2 separate regions of the Homo sapiens genome follow, and region 2 is linked to region 1. Evidence: chromatin contacts called from ENCODE Hi-C data. All regions are on one chromosome and are shown on one strand. The core of a region is the stretch at or near the end of the contact, and the rest is flanking DNA. Distances in the headings are between cores, read along the strand shown. Region 1 overlaps TSPAN2 (tetraspanin 2). Region 2 holds the start of DENND2C (DENN domain containing 2C).

The links. Hi-C counts contacts between places; a loop is a spot of excess contacts on that map. Pooled maps may share reads with other maps.
Region 2: a loop to region 1 is called in a map of endothelial cell of umbilical vein, with 3 times the contacts of the local background. The contact joins the promoter of DENND2C here to the enhancer-like site in region 1. A Hi-C loop is called at or near these places in 2 of 168 maps with a recorded cell type or tissue (CD8-positive, alpha-beta T cell and endothelial cell of umbilical vein), 1 of 37 single-sample maps with no recorded cell type and 10 of 50 pooled maps.

The regions. Positions count from the first base shown.
Region 1 is chr1:115,060,004-115,066,110 of GRCh38, reverse strand. TSPAN2 (tetraspanin 2) reads left to right here. Exons shown (of 8, transcript NM_005725.6): 3 at 3,879-3,976; 4 at 5,573-5,647. Among named protein-coding and RNA genes, the nearest start is that of TSPAN2, 26 kb to the left of the region's middle. RefSeq lists an enhancer at 3,256-3,779. Within about 2 kb of position 3,275, at least 24 of the 41 ENCODE cell types and tissues checked have a DNase peak (open chromatin) inside an H3K27ac peak, as active enhancers do; they include CD8-positive, alpha-beta T cell and endothelial cell of umbilical vein, where a contact is called at or near this core.
Region 2 is chr1:114,666,408-114,672,514 of GRCh38, reverse strand. DENND2C (DENN domain containing 2C) reads left to right here and starts at 2,466. Exons shown (of 21, transcript NM_001256404.2): 1 at 2,466-2,532. LOC124904354 (a long non-coding RNA gene) reads right to left here and starts at 2,104. Exons shown (of 2, transcript XR_007066465.1): 1 at 1,865-2,104; 2 at 1,561-1,666. RefSeq lists an enhancer at 2,093-2,252 and a silencer at 2,373-2,462.

The sequences.
Region 1 (6,107 bases), core at 2,026-4,525:
AATGGAATATTACTCAGCCATAAAAAGAAAGAAATCCTGTCATTTGTAGCAGCATGGATGGAACTAGAGGCCATTGTGTTAAGTGAAACAAGCCAAGCACAGGAAGAGCAGATATCACATGATCTCACTCATGTGGGAACTGAATAAGTGGATCTCATGGAGGCCGAGGGTAGACTGATGGTTACTGGAGGCCGCAGAGTGTAGGGGGTTGGGGAGATAAAGAGAAGCTGCTTAATGGGTACAAAAATACAGTTAAATAGAAGGAAGAAATTCTTGTATTCTATAGAACAGTAGGAAAATTATATTTAGCAATAATTTTTATATATTTCAAAGTAGCTAGGTGAGAAGAATTGTAACTTCCCAACACAAAGATAAATGTTTGAGGTGATGGATATCTCAGTGACACTGATTTGATCCTTACACATTGTATACATGCATTGAAATAGCATATGTACCCCCAAAATGTGTACAACTATTATGTATCAGTAAGATATTAATAAATAATTTTAAATACTTTTTAAATTTTTAAAAATGAAGGTGTCCCAGGGAAAGTACTTGTGGTAGCATGTCACAGAGATCACTGGCATCCCAAAGGCCAGCTATTCATGATGAAAATGTAATTTCAAAATGTTTTCTATTTTTCAAATCAAAGGCAATAGGACTCGGAAAGCATGAGGGCTTTGGGAAGTAGGTCGTATGTTTGTCACACCTGCTCCTGTGGGAAGGAGAAGGCTCTACAGTAACCATCTTGGAATTTAAAATGTGGCTGTAAATTAATTATTACATTCAGCAGCTATTTTTTGAGGGTCAGACCATAAGAAGGATAAAGTATCCTTGGAAGCCACAGGTGGCCTTATGGCATGCGGAGTATTAGAGCCAGATTTGGAACTGGATCCGGCACGCCCAGGGAACCTTTCCTCTTGTAGAATTTCTTCTGCTTTTCCCTTCAGCTTCAGCAAGCAATGTTCATTTGGAGCTGGGCTGAGTCACGGGCCCACACATACAAAACAGAGGCTGGCTGAGAAGTGGCCTCAAAGTTGAAGCTGCTAGGGCAGCTTCAGGTTGTTTTTGCCGTGAGCTCTGGGATTCTGATAGCCTAAGAATGAAATATTGTTCAAAAAAGCACACTTTCCTGAAAAGCTCATTATTTCAGAAGGATAAGGATTGTTGCCTGAGGGAGCAGACAGTTTCATTTACAGTGGGGAACAACTCTGGCCTCCTCAAACCTCTGTGCCCCTGTCCAGTGAGCCTCCTGCCTCCTCACGAGCCTCCCTCTTTCACATATTCCAGGGTGTCTCGGGGTGCGAAGCAACCATCCTCATGTGCTTGGCTTTGGAGAGCACAGCTATGTAGTTGCTTTGTGGATGTTTGCTGAGACCTGTTTCCAGCATATATCTCTAAGCAAAGATGGGTGATGACAGCCAGCAAGCCTGGAACTGATTTGATTTTCTCTGTCTTATCTACTAATCCAATGCACACTGACTAAGAATTCTGCCTTGTGCAGGGCATGTTCTAGAGAGGATGAATAAGGTTTGTCAACTTGAAATCTATAATGAGAGACTAATATGAGAACCTGCAAAAGCACAAAATGGAAAAGAGCAGGACACAGCCAGATCATGGTGAATTCCCAGGTGGCTGGAGCATAGGATGGATAAAGATTTTGGGGGAAACTGTTCTGTAGGCTGTGACTTCATGATAGATCTGCAAACGGCATCATGTAGCAATTGTGGCAGTAGCAATGAGAGGCAATGGGCATGTTCTGCAGCAAGGGGGTCCACCAGGAGACATTCCATGAAGGAACTGAATATGGTGTTGTTGCTGCCGCCCTGCATTCAGCTCGCTTCTGTGGGGTGGTCAAATAGAAGTGTGGGATGGGAATTGGGGCTGCAGGCCAGGGCATCCTGCCTACAGCCATCTTGACTCTCAGACCTCCATTTGTAAAACAGAAATAATAGTCCTTGCTTACCTAACCACGTTGTTTTGAGAAGCCAATAAGATGATGGAAGTGAGAGCTTTGAAAACATTGCAACACAGTGAATGACTTTTTTTTTTCTTTTTCAACTTTCATTTTAGAATCAGGGGGTACATGGGCAGGTTTGTTACAAAGGTACATTGAGTGATGCCGAGATTGGGGGTATGACTGAACCTGTCACTGAGGTAATGAATATAGTATCCAATAGTTAGTTTTTCAACACCTGTGCCCCTCTAGTAGTCCCCAGTATCTATCATTCCCATCTTTATGTCCATGTGTACCCAATATTTAGCTCCTACTTATAAGTGAGAACATGCGGTATTTGATGTTCTGTTCCTGTGATAGTTTGCTTAGGATAATGGCCTCCAGCTGCATTCATGTTGCTGCAAAGGGCATGATTTTGTTCTTTTTTATGGCTGCATAGTATTCCATGGTGTATATGTACCACATTTTCTTTATCCTATCTACCATTGATGGGCACCTGGGTTGATTCCATACCTTTGCCGTTGTGAATAGTGCTGCAGTGAACATGTACCCTTTTGACAGAATGACTTATTTTCCTTTAGGTATTTACCCAGCAATGGGATTGCCGGGTCGAGTGGTAGTTCAACTCAGTTGTTTGAGTCATCTCCAAACTGCCTTCTGCAGTGGCTGTACTGATTTACATTCGCAACATTGTATAAAGTGTCCCCTTTACTCCCAGCCTTGCCAACATCTGTTATTTTTGACTTTTTAACAAAAGCCATTCTGACTGGTATGAGATGGTATCTCATTGTGGTTTTGATTTGCATTTCTCTGATGATTAGAGATGACGAGCATTATTTCATGTTTGTTGCTCGCTTGCATGTCTTCTTTGGAGAATTGTCTGTTTATGTCTTTTGCCCACTTTTTAATGGAGTTATTTGCCTTTTGCTTGTTGATTTGTTTAAGTTCCTTACAGATTCTGGATATTAGACCTTTGGTGAAAGACATTTTTAAAACAATAAAGTGTTGAGGTAGTGGGGCCAACAACACTATTATTTTTAATATGATATCATTTCTCACATTACCACATCCATTCCCTCATGAAATTATTCTTTTAGAGAAAAGGGAAAGGGAGGAGGTGGTAGAGCTAGAACAGCAGGAAATAAATACCCACCTCAGGACTGCAGAGCAGCAAGGCCTCAGGGCCCTGAAAAGAACGCTGAGGCCAGGTCCGGGTGGGGCAGGAAGCAGAGCAGCCTCGCCTGTGGCTCCTACTAGGTCTGTAAACTGCCAGATCTGCCCGCAAACCACCATCAGCAACCCAGAGGCGCCCCAGGAAGCACCCTGAATGCCAGGCCCAGGGGTTCCCCACAGAGGCGGGGCACCAGCCCCCACCCTCCCTATTAATGGGAGTGGTTTCCAGGTGACTCATATGAGTAAAATGCAAAAAATGAAATAGAGACCATTAACATGATTCCAAGTAAGACAAGTGCCAAGTCCCATATTGTATTCTAACTTATCTCAGGATCAGAGAAGGAAATACAAAAAGGCTTGGCTTTAGTTCTCTCAGAACCAGAGCATTTCTGTCCTTTTCTTTCTCTGTAAGAACTGTACGTGGGGCTTGCCTAAGCAGTAAGTGAAATCCCCACCTGAATGATGGCTGCCTCCATCACTAGAGATGCAAGACAGAGTCGGAGTGTTGGGCAGGCTTTTGAGGCTCATGGCTATTTTTCTCCCGGCTCTGCCAAACACCAGCTCTATGACCTTAAGCAAATCGCTTTACCTTTTGGGGCCCAGTTCCTCCGTGTCAAACATGGCAGTAAGAATAGCACCTCCTTTTGGTACTATTAGAATGCTCTGCAGTGCCCAGAGTCTTAAGCCTAGTTGGTCGTGGAGGCACTCGGTTGGCTCTCAGTGGTCTCCTCTGACCTCTTCCCCACAGGGCTGTATGTTCTGGTTGGAGCCGGGGCCCTGATGATGGCCGTGGGGTTCTTCGGGTGCTGCGGAGCCATGCGGGAGTCGCAATGTGTGCTTGGATCAGTAAGTGGGGCGAGGGGGTAAATGGTGGGGTGGGGGTGAGGGAGCGGCCTGCATCTGAAGGGAGTCAGTGCCTCTGGCCCCTGGCTCCAGCTCCTCCGTGGACTCTCTGAGCCCTTGGCATGCACTTTTCCTCCCTCAGTCTTGGTTTCTCCATCTCTTATATATGAATAATACTAACTAGGGCCGGGTGCCATGACTCACGCCTGTAATCCCAGCACTTTGGGAGGCTGAGGCAGGAGGATCTCTGGAGCCCAGGAGTTTAAGACTAGCTTGGGCAACACAGGGAGACCTAGTCTCTACCGGGTGTGATGGCACACACCTGTGGTCCCAGCTACTCAGGAGGCTGAGGCAGGAGGATCACTTAAGACCAGGAGTTGGGAGGCTGCAGTGAGCCATGACTGTACCACTGCACTCCAACCTGGGCGACAGAGCAAAACCTTGTCTTGAAAAAAGAAAAAAGAAAAAAAATATTATCTTTGTTCCTGCCTTATATGGGAAGTGTGAAAAGAAATGACGTCATTGGTGTAAAGATGTTTTGGGAGTAAAAGTACTTAGTAATTGTAAGGGGTGACTATGATTGTTCTTTAAAAAAAAATATTTCACAGTGGGTGAGGCAGCTAAAAGGTTTCTATAGCCAGGGAAGTGCTGTTATCTACAAGGAAAACATTTATGTTTGAGATCAATAACTTAACCAAAATCCCTCTTGTGGCTTATTTTAACAAGCAACCTCTGTTTAAAACAAAAATCAAATAATTTCAATTAACTGCTATACATTCTATGTCAGTGTAGCCTGAGAGAAACAGAAAGGAAGAAGAGGGGCAGGAGGAGAGAAAGTGTTGATATTTCTCCACAGGGAGTCAGAAACAGCAGTTTTAATAGGCAGCCTCTCATCTCTCATTACTTATTGTGATATTTGGATTTTTAACTCTGGCCGTAGCCTCTGATCTCTTGCTATGTGAAATGTCTGACTTATTTCTTTGCCATTCATTCCTTCTCTTTCTCCTACTGTTGAGCACATTTCTGTCTTGTTTATCACTGAACTTAGTTTGATCAGAGCAAATCCATAGACCAGAACAGAAATCCATCCAGAAGGACACCCCTCACCTCATCTCCTCAAAGAAGCCTTTCCAGACCACAGAATCTCCAGTCACCCCCTTCCCCATGCCCAGGCCGCATCAGTGATGCTCCCTCTCCTGACCTTATTTTATATCTTTCTAGGTCTTTTGTGTTCGTCAAGTATTTACTAAGCACGTAGGTGCCAGGTGGTGTTCTAGGTGGTGGGATTTTTACATCACTACCTGAACTTATCTTATTCACTTTTTAACTTCTTTACACAGTTATCGTATATTCCTCTGTCCAATCCAAGGTCCGTGATAACAGAGACATTTGGATATTATCTTGTTCACCACTGAATAGTCAGCACCAAGGACAGTACCTGGTGCAGAATAAATGCCTAATAAACAATTGCTGAATGAATGAATGAATGAATGAACCACATGAAAGCGATTCAGCCATTACATAAGGAAACTAAGGTGCAAAATATATAAATTGAAAAGGTATTAAATTAATGAAATTAGTATTTTCTCTCCTCTACAGTTTTTTACCTGCCTCCTGGTGATATTTGCTGCTGAAGTAACCACTGGAGTATTTGCTTTTATAGGCAAGGGGGTAGTAAGTAAAATTACTTATAATGTTTTTCTATGATGGTTAAAAGTGTTAGAATATTGATACCCACAATAGTGTTAAGAAACCAAATAATCCCCATTATTATAGTTTAAACAGAACTTTTTAACTTAGAAGTGGTGTGCAGAACTGAGCATATATGTATATGAGTGTGCAGGCATATATACATGCTCACATTTTTCTGGGGAGATAGTTCATCTCTTCCATTAGACTTATGAAGTGGTCTATAATAAAACCAAAAAAAAAAGGATCTCTAATTTAAGATTCTTCCCCATTGTGAAATGGGGTAACAGTTAGAGTACAGACTTGAGAAAGAATCTAGATTCTCATCCCCTGTCAGACTGCCATTTGTCCTTAAGGATTGGCCTGGATGGGTCCATTTCATTCTCAAAGAGCAGAGCCTACACTGCTGTGGGCTAGTGAAGCCAGTTTATATTTGCTGCCCAAC
Region 2 (6,107 bases), core at 1,217-3,716, 390 kb after region 1:
CCAAAGTAAAATGTACATATAACTTTTAAGAAGCATGCCTATTACTTAAGGTCAGGTGAAATTCCAAATGGGCAGATGATACTTCCACACATACAACTGTGTTGGCATCTAGTGGCTGGGCTGACATTTCATTCAACTTATTCAATAAACAATTATTGATCAAATAGCTAAATTATCAGGTACTATTCTAAACACCAAAGGTATACAGAATAAGATTTCATTCCTATCCTCTAGTTGTCCTCAGCATGAAGTTATAGTGTGGCTACAAGTAAAAAATAGAATTTTGTGAAATGTCTTCAAAAGTAATGAACTTTTTTCTTTTTTTTGAGACAGGGTCTTGCTCTGTCACCCAGGCTGGAGTGCAGTGCAGTGGTGTAATCACAGTTCACCGCGGCCTCGGCCTCCCAGGCTCAGGTGATCCTCTTACCTCAGACTTCCGAGTAGCCAGGACTACAGGCACATGCCACCACACCCAGCTACTTTTTTGAACCTTTTGTAGAGACGCGGTTTCACCATGTCACCCCAGCTGGTCTCAAACTCCTATGCTCAAGCGATCCATGTGCCTTGGCCTCCCAAAGTACTGGGATTACAGGCGTGAGCCACTGTGCCCAGCCTGAACTTTCAAATGGAAAAAAAATTGAAAGCAAATTTCTGCACGTTTCTATATTCTACACATGCAGCCATAAGCATAGGTGTAACCCTGATGGCATGTTTGTACTAGCTCTGGTGTAAGAATCTCTTCCTGATTTCTGAAGTTGAAGTTTTGTTTGTTGAGTATTTGTGAACCCTTTAAAGAACCAGATTTTATTTTACCTTGGCCTCCTCATCATCAAAATAGTACAAATTGCTACATTAAACACTGTATTCTCAGACTTCAAAGGGCATTAACTACCATTATGTATATCTCCATCTTACCCATGAGAGGGCAGTAGAATACATACATGTGAATTCATTTATTAATCTATAAATTTGGTTTCATACGTGATACTTGGAATTCAACCTGCCTTATTTTGCCAAATAATCTTCCTGAATGCAGGGGTCAAAAAATACATTTCTGGGCTGGGTGCAGTGGCTCATGTCTGTAATCCCAGCACTTTGGGAGGCTGAGGCAGGAGGACTGCTTGAGCTCGGGAGTTGGAGACCAGCCTGGGCAACATAGCGAGACCCTGTCTCTACAAAAAAATAAAAATAAAAATATTAGCCGGGGGTGGTGGTGCATGCTTATAATACTAGCTGCTTGGGAGGCCGAGGTGGGACGATTCTTTGAGCCTAGGAAGTTGAGACTTCAAGTGAGCTATGATTGGGCCACCGCACTCCAGTGTGAGTGACACAAAGAGACCCTGTCTCAATAAATAAATAGATAGACACATTATATAAGAATTTTTTTTTTTTTGGTGGGGGAAGCCCATAATGATCAGTGTGCAAAATTTACTACAAACAATATCCACATTTATTTCCTCATTGGGACATGATTTTTTTTAAGTATGTCATTACTTTTTTTTCCCCCATCATAGAATGTAATTTCTGTTTTACTGTCTACAGGTGATAGTTTCACAACGGTTTGGGATATGCTACCTTTATTGTTTGGGTTAAGTTTGCTTGTGACAGTCATCCGTGATACGTAACTAAACACCTCTCTTTCTGGTAGTCTTCTATTTTGGTACCTCTGTGTGAACAAATGTAGGAAGAGTTTGGTCACCAGACCCAAGAGGCTCTGGCTGGGTGGGGTGGGGTGGGGTGGGGCGGGGCGAGGCGGGGTGGGGTGGTTAGCGAGTGCCTGGGAAACAGGCTCAACTGATCCTTGTCCCGCAGCCTCGGTGAAACTGGGTTACAGCTTGCAGTAGGCACAACACCACGCACATACCTAAGCAAGAGCGTGTTGCAGGCGGAGCGCTTAGGCATGTGTGTCTCAACAGGGCGTGGGGGCTGACCTCACGCACTGGGAGTATCAAGGCACCCCCGTTCTGAGATTCCAAGCCTGAGGTGCCGCGAGAGTTATTTGCTTCTCTTGACGTTTCAAGTTGGCACCGTAGTGCAATTGTTTGCTCACTGAGGTCAGCCTAGGAAACAGTGCTTGGATTCCCTGATTAAGCCAGGCTTTATCTTGTTGAGTAGTTGTGAAGAGTAAACCTTCACATGAAGCATAGGGCCGTCTCCGTGGGGCCGATGCGACGGCAGGCGAAGGCGATGGAGCTCTGGCTCGAGGGCTTGGCCGGACGACGGTGACACTGGTCGCCCGCCTGCTGGAACTGCAGTGACCGAGGTCCTGGCAAGGTTCTGGCCATACAGCGGACTTGAGGCGTGGTGGTTCCCCTCACCGCCGGCCGGGGCGGTGTCGGAGGCGGGCATAGCGTGAGGGGTGGGAATAGGAGCCAATAAGAACTGAGCCTTGCCAGGGAGGGCGGGGCTAGGGGGTGGGGCTGCAGCCGGGACGGGGCCTTCGGCAGGGCCTGCGGGGGCGGGACGGAGCGGACCCGAGTGATACCCGGGAGACTAGCTTGGCCACAGGAGACAACGTTGAGGTACAGACAGGTAAGAGTCGGGGTGATTCGGCGCGGGGTTTTAAGCCGCAGGGGCTTCGGACTCTCGGGGCTGTCGGCATCACCCTTCTGGGCGTCGGGTGCGGGGCTGTGGCGCCGCGGCGTAGTCCTCGGACGGTGCGAGCCGAGCTGGCGGAGGTGGTGTCTCCGCGCCCCGCTGTCTCGGCACCTCCTCCGTCCGGAGGAGCAACCGGTTGTTGGGCCCAGCTTTGGGACGTCCTCTCGTGGCCGCACGGGTTGTGGCGGAGCCTGGCTGAAGACCTCCTCGCTACCTCAGGGGCTTGGGGACCCCTAGGCTGGGCGCCGCTCTCTGCTGGGGAAGAGGGAGGGAGCGCCCGGCAGCCTGGGGAAACGCGGGCTTTCTCCAAAATTAGCCAGTGAGCTTGAACTTCGACATGCTGGGACGATGCACTTCCAAACAATATTTTGCTTTTTTTGGTGTTTTGATTCTTAACAGCATCTAATACGCACAATACCGAAAGTTGTCAAGTAGAATTTTAATTTAAAAGTCTGACAGTGGAACACCTAAGAGCTTTTGAGTAACTAGAGCTGTATAGCAGCTGATGATTAGATTATGAGTCAAAAGGCTCAAGTCTAGGGCCAGAACCCGCGGAACCAGATGTGATACCTCGGCCAAATTAACTTCCTGGGCCTCTCTTTCCGTAACTGTGAAACTGGCAAGTTCATGCCTATGGGTATTCTCAGGGTCAAATCAGATGAGTGACAGTATTCTACAAATGTCAGATATTTGAACGTGCGTGTGGAGCGTGTATATTCTGTGAAGCAACTACTACTTGCCTGGTACATAGTAGGCACTTTACAAACGTTTACCCTAAAGCTAGTGATTCTTCTGCAGTGTTTTAGATAAAGTGATAGATCCTTGCTTACTGTGTAAATAAGTTGTTTAAACTTTTCCCACAAAGTGACCCCCATTGTTTGAGTGTGTCCTATTTTTAAATGATTGATGAAATTTTCTAGAATAGCACAGTGGTGTTATCTATACACTGTTGCTGAATCATTTACCGCGAAGTCTGTAGCAATCAAATAATCTACTTCTTTGTCTTAGCTAAATAGTTGTAGTTTAAGATACCTGCTAAAGTAAGCTGGGAATATTGTTCCAAATCAAGACTTTAATTTGTTTTTGTGAATTGACGGGCTGCTTATAGGAAGATTTAAATCTTCCAAAATATTGTTAATATATAGCCATATTTTTTCATACAGCCTTTATTATAGACGTTTTTGTTCTTTACTATGGATATGTGTGCGAGGGATTTTAGCGGGGAGATGGGAAATAAAAAAGAAAATGGCAGTTTTGTAACCTGTAGGCTTTTGCTGGGGATACTTGTAGGCCTGTTCTGAGTTTGCCAGGCAGAAACCAGGAAATGTAGTAATTATGTGTCTTGGTCTTTCATTAGTTGGGGTGTGTGTGTGTGTGTGTGTGTGTGTGTGTGTGTTGAATGTGGCAGTACGTTTTTTAAATGCAGCAATAAAGGAAGAATATTTATTTTTCTTAATGACAATAAGCAGTTTTCTAAAGCTGGAAATTATATTACTTTTAAATGGTCTGTAGTGAGTCTTAAGTTATAGGCAAGAATTTTAGACCACTGGATACCAAGATCAAATTAAATGAAGTAGTAGAGGGAAAGTTACTAGTGAATGTAATTTTTGTGTGTGTTGCTTTAGAAGTTTTACTTAAACATGTTTCAGCAATTCAGTGGAGGATGGGTCTTTTGAAGCTACTTTAAAACATGAGTTTTAAACGTACTCCATGTATAAATTTTTCTGTGATTTACAATTTCTTGATCTTGGAGGTCTGAAACCTTACATTCACATTGTTTTTTGAGGGCCTACTACACAATAGGCACAAGATTATATTTATGTAAGAGCAGTATGTAATTCCTGTCATCTAGGAGATTCCATTCTACCAAGTGGGCTAAAATAAGTACTGAAAAAACAAAAGCTGTTTTTAAAGCGGATGGTAACAATAACAACATCAGCTATCATTCATTGGTACCTAGTCTGTGCCAGGCAGTATTCTAAATTCTTTACATGTATTAGCTTACTTAATCCTCACAACAGCACCATGAGGGATGTTATTATGATTATCTCATTAAGAGGCATAGAGAGGTTGAGTAACTTGCCCATGATTAGACAACCTAGATAGCAAAAGTAGGATTCAAATCAGTCATTCTCCAAGGACCTGATTGTAACCTTTGCGCTATACTGAGTTTCAAATTCTGTGAGTGAGATACAAATGACATCTAATAGGTATTTTAAAAAGAGGTCTATAAAAAACTATTTCAAAAAGAAGGAAAGAAAGAGGAAAAAATAAACTGGTATTGCAATACCAGTTTTATTGCAATTAAAACGATGTAATTATAGTTTATCTGTGGGAACCCTTTTTTTGTTATTGTTGCCAGTGAATGACATGGGGATGATTCTAAGCTCTCAGTCCCTCAGTAACAACAGTTATGGCATTATCTTAACAATATGAGGTGCTTATTTTTCATTAAAAAGCACCTCATAACTTCTTTCATTAAGAAGTTAAAAATATCTGTTCTCAGACTGTAAATTAAGTATTAGATTCAAGAAGAGAAAATGCTTCCCTGTCTTTAAGAAGCTTATAACCCAACATGTAAATAAGGCTCTACAATTTCAGCATGATAAGAGCTGTAAAGAAGTATAGATTTAGGTACGTTTGAAGAGTTGCAAGAAAAAGAAAGAAGTATAGATAGAATTTAACCACTGATGAGGAAAAATCATTCTGCGTGTGGTAGGGAGGACGATTAGAGAGAAGATATTAAATTTGGCTTTGAAGGATGAATAGGAGTTTGCTGAAATTGGGTCAGGAAACAGGAGATATGAATGAAAACCAGGGATAAGTGTGCAAGTATATGGTATGTTTGAGGAATGTGTTGTAGTCCATTGTACTGAAGGCCAGGGTGTGTAGAAATGGGTGGTTTGGCTAAAGGAGATGGTGCCTGGAAATAAGATGAAAAAATAAAATTGCAAAGCTTCCTTGCTGATTGCATTAGGATCACTAAAATTGCTAGGTAATGTGGTATTTCACTTCCCTTCATTTGGAACAATGAAATGAGTAATTAGTTCAGTTTGGCAGAATGTTTCACTAAAAAATATGGTGTTAAAGGTACTTTTAATACTTTGAAGTACAAGATATAAGATAACATTACAGACTTAGGTAAGTAAAAAGTTAAGATTTAGGGCCAGGCGTGGTGGCTCATGCCTGTAATCCCAGCACTCTGGGAGGCCAAGGCAGGTGGATCAAGAGGTCAGGAGATCGGGAGCATCCTGGTCAACATGGCGAAACCCCATCTCTACTAAAATACAAAAATTATACGGGTGTGGTGGCGTGTGCCTGTAATCCCAGCTACTTGGGAGGCTGAGGCAGGAGAATCATTTGAACCAGGGAGTCAGAGGTTGCGGTGAGCTGAGGTCGTGCACCTGCACTCCAGCCTGGCAACAGAGTGAGACTGTCTTTAAAAAAAAAAGTTATGATTCAGAAAAAGAGGGAAAAAAGTCTTCTGATGCTAGGTCTTGAAGAGCCAG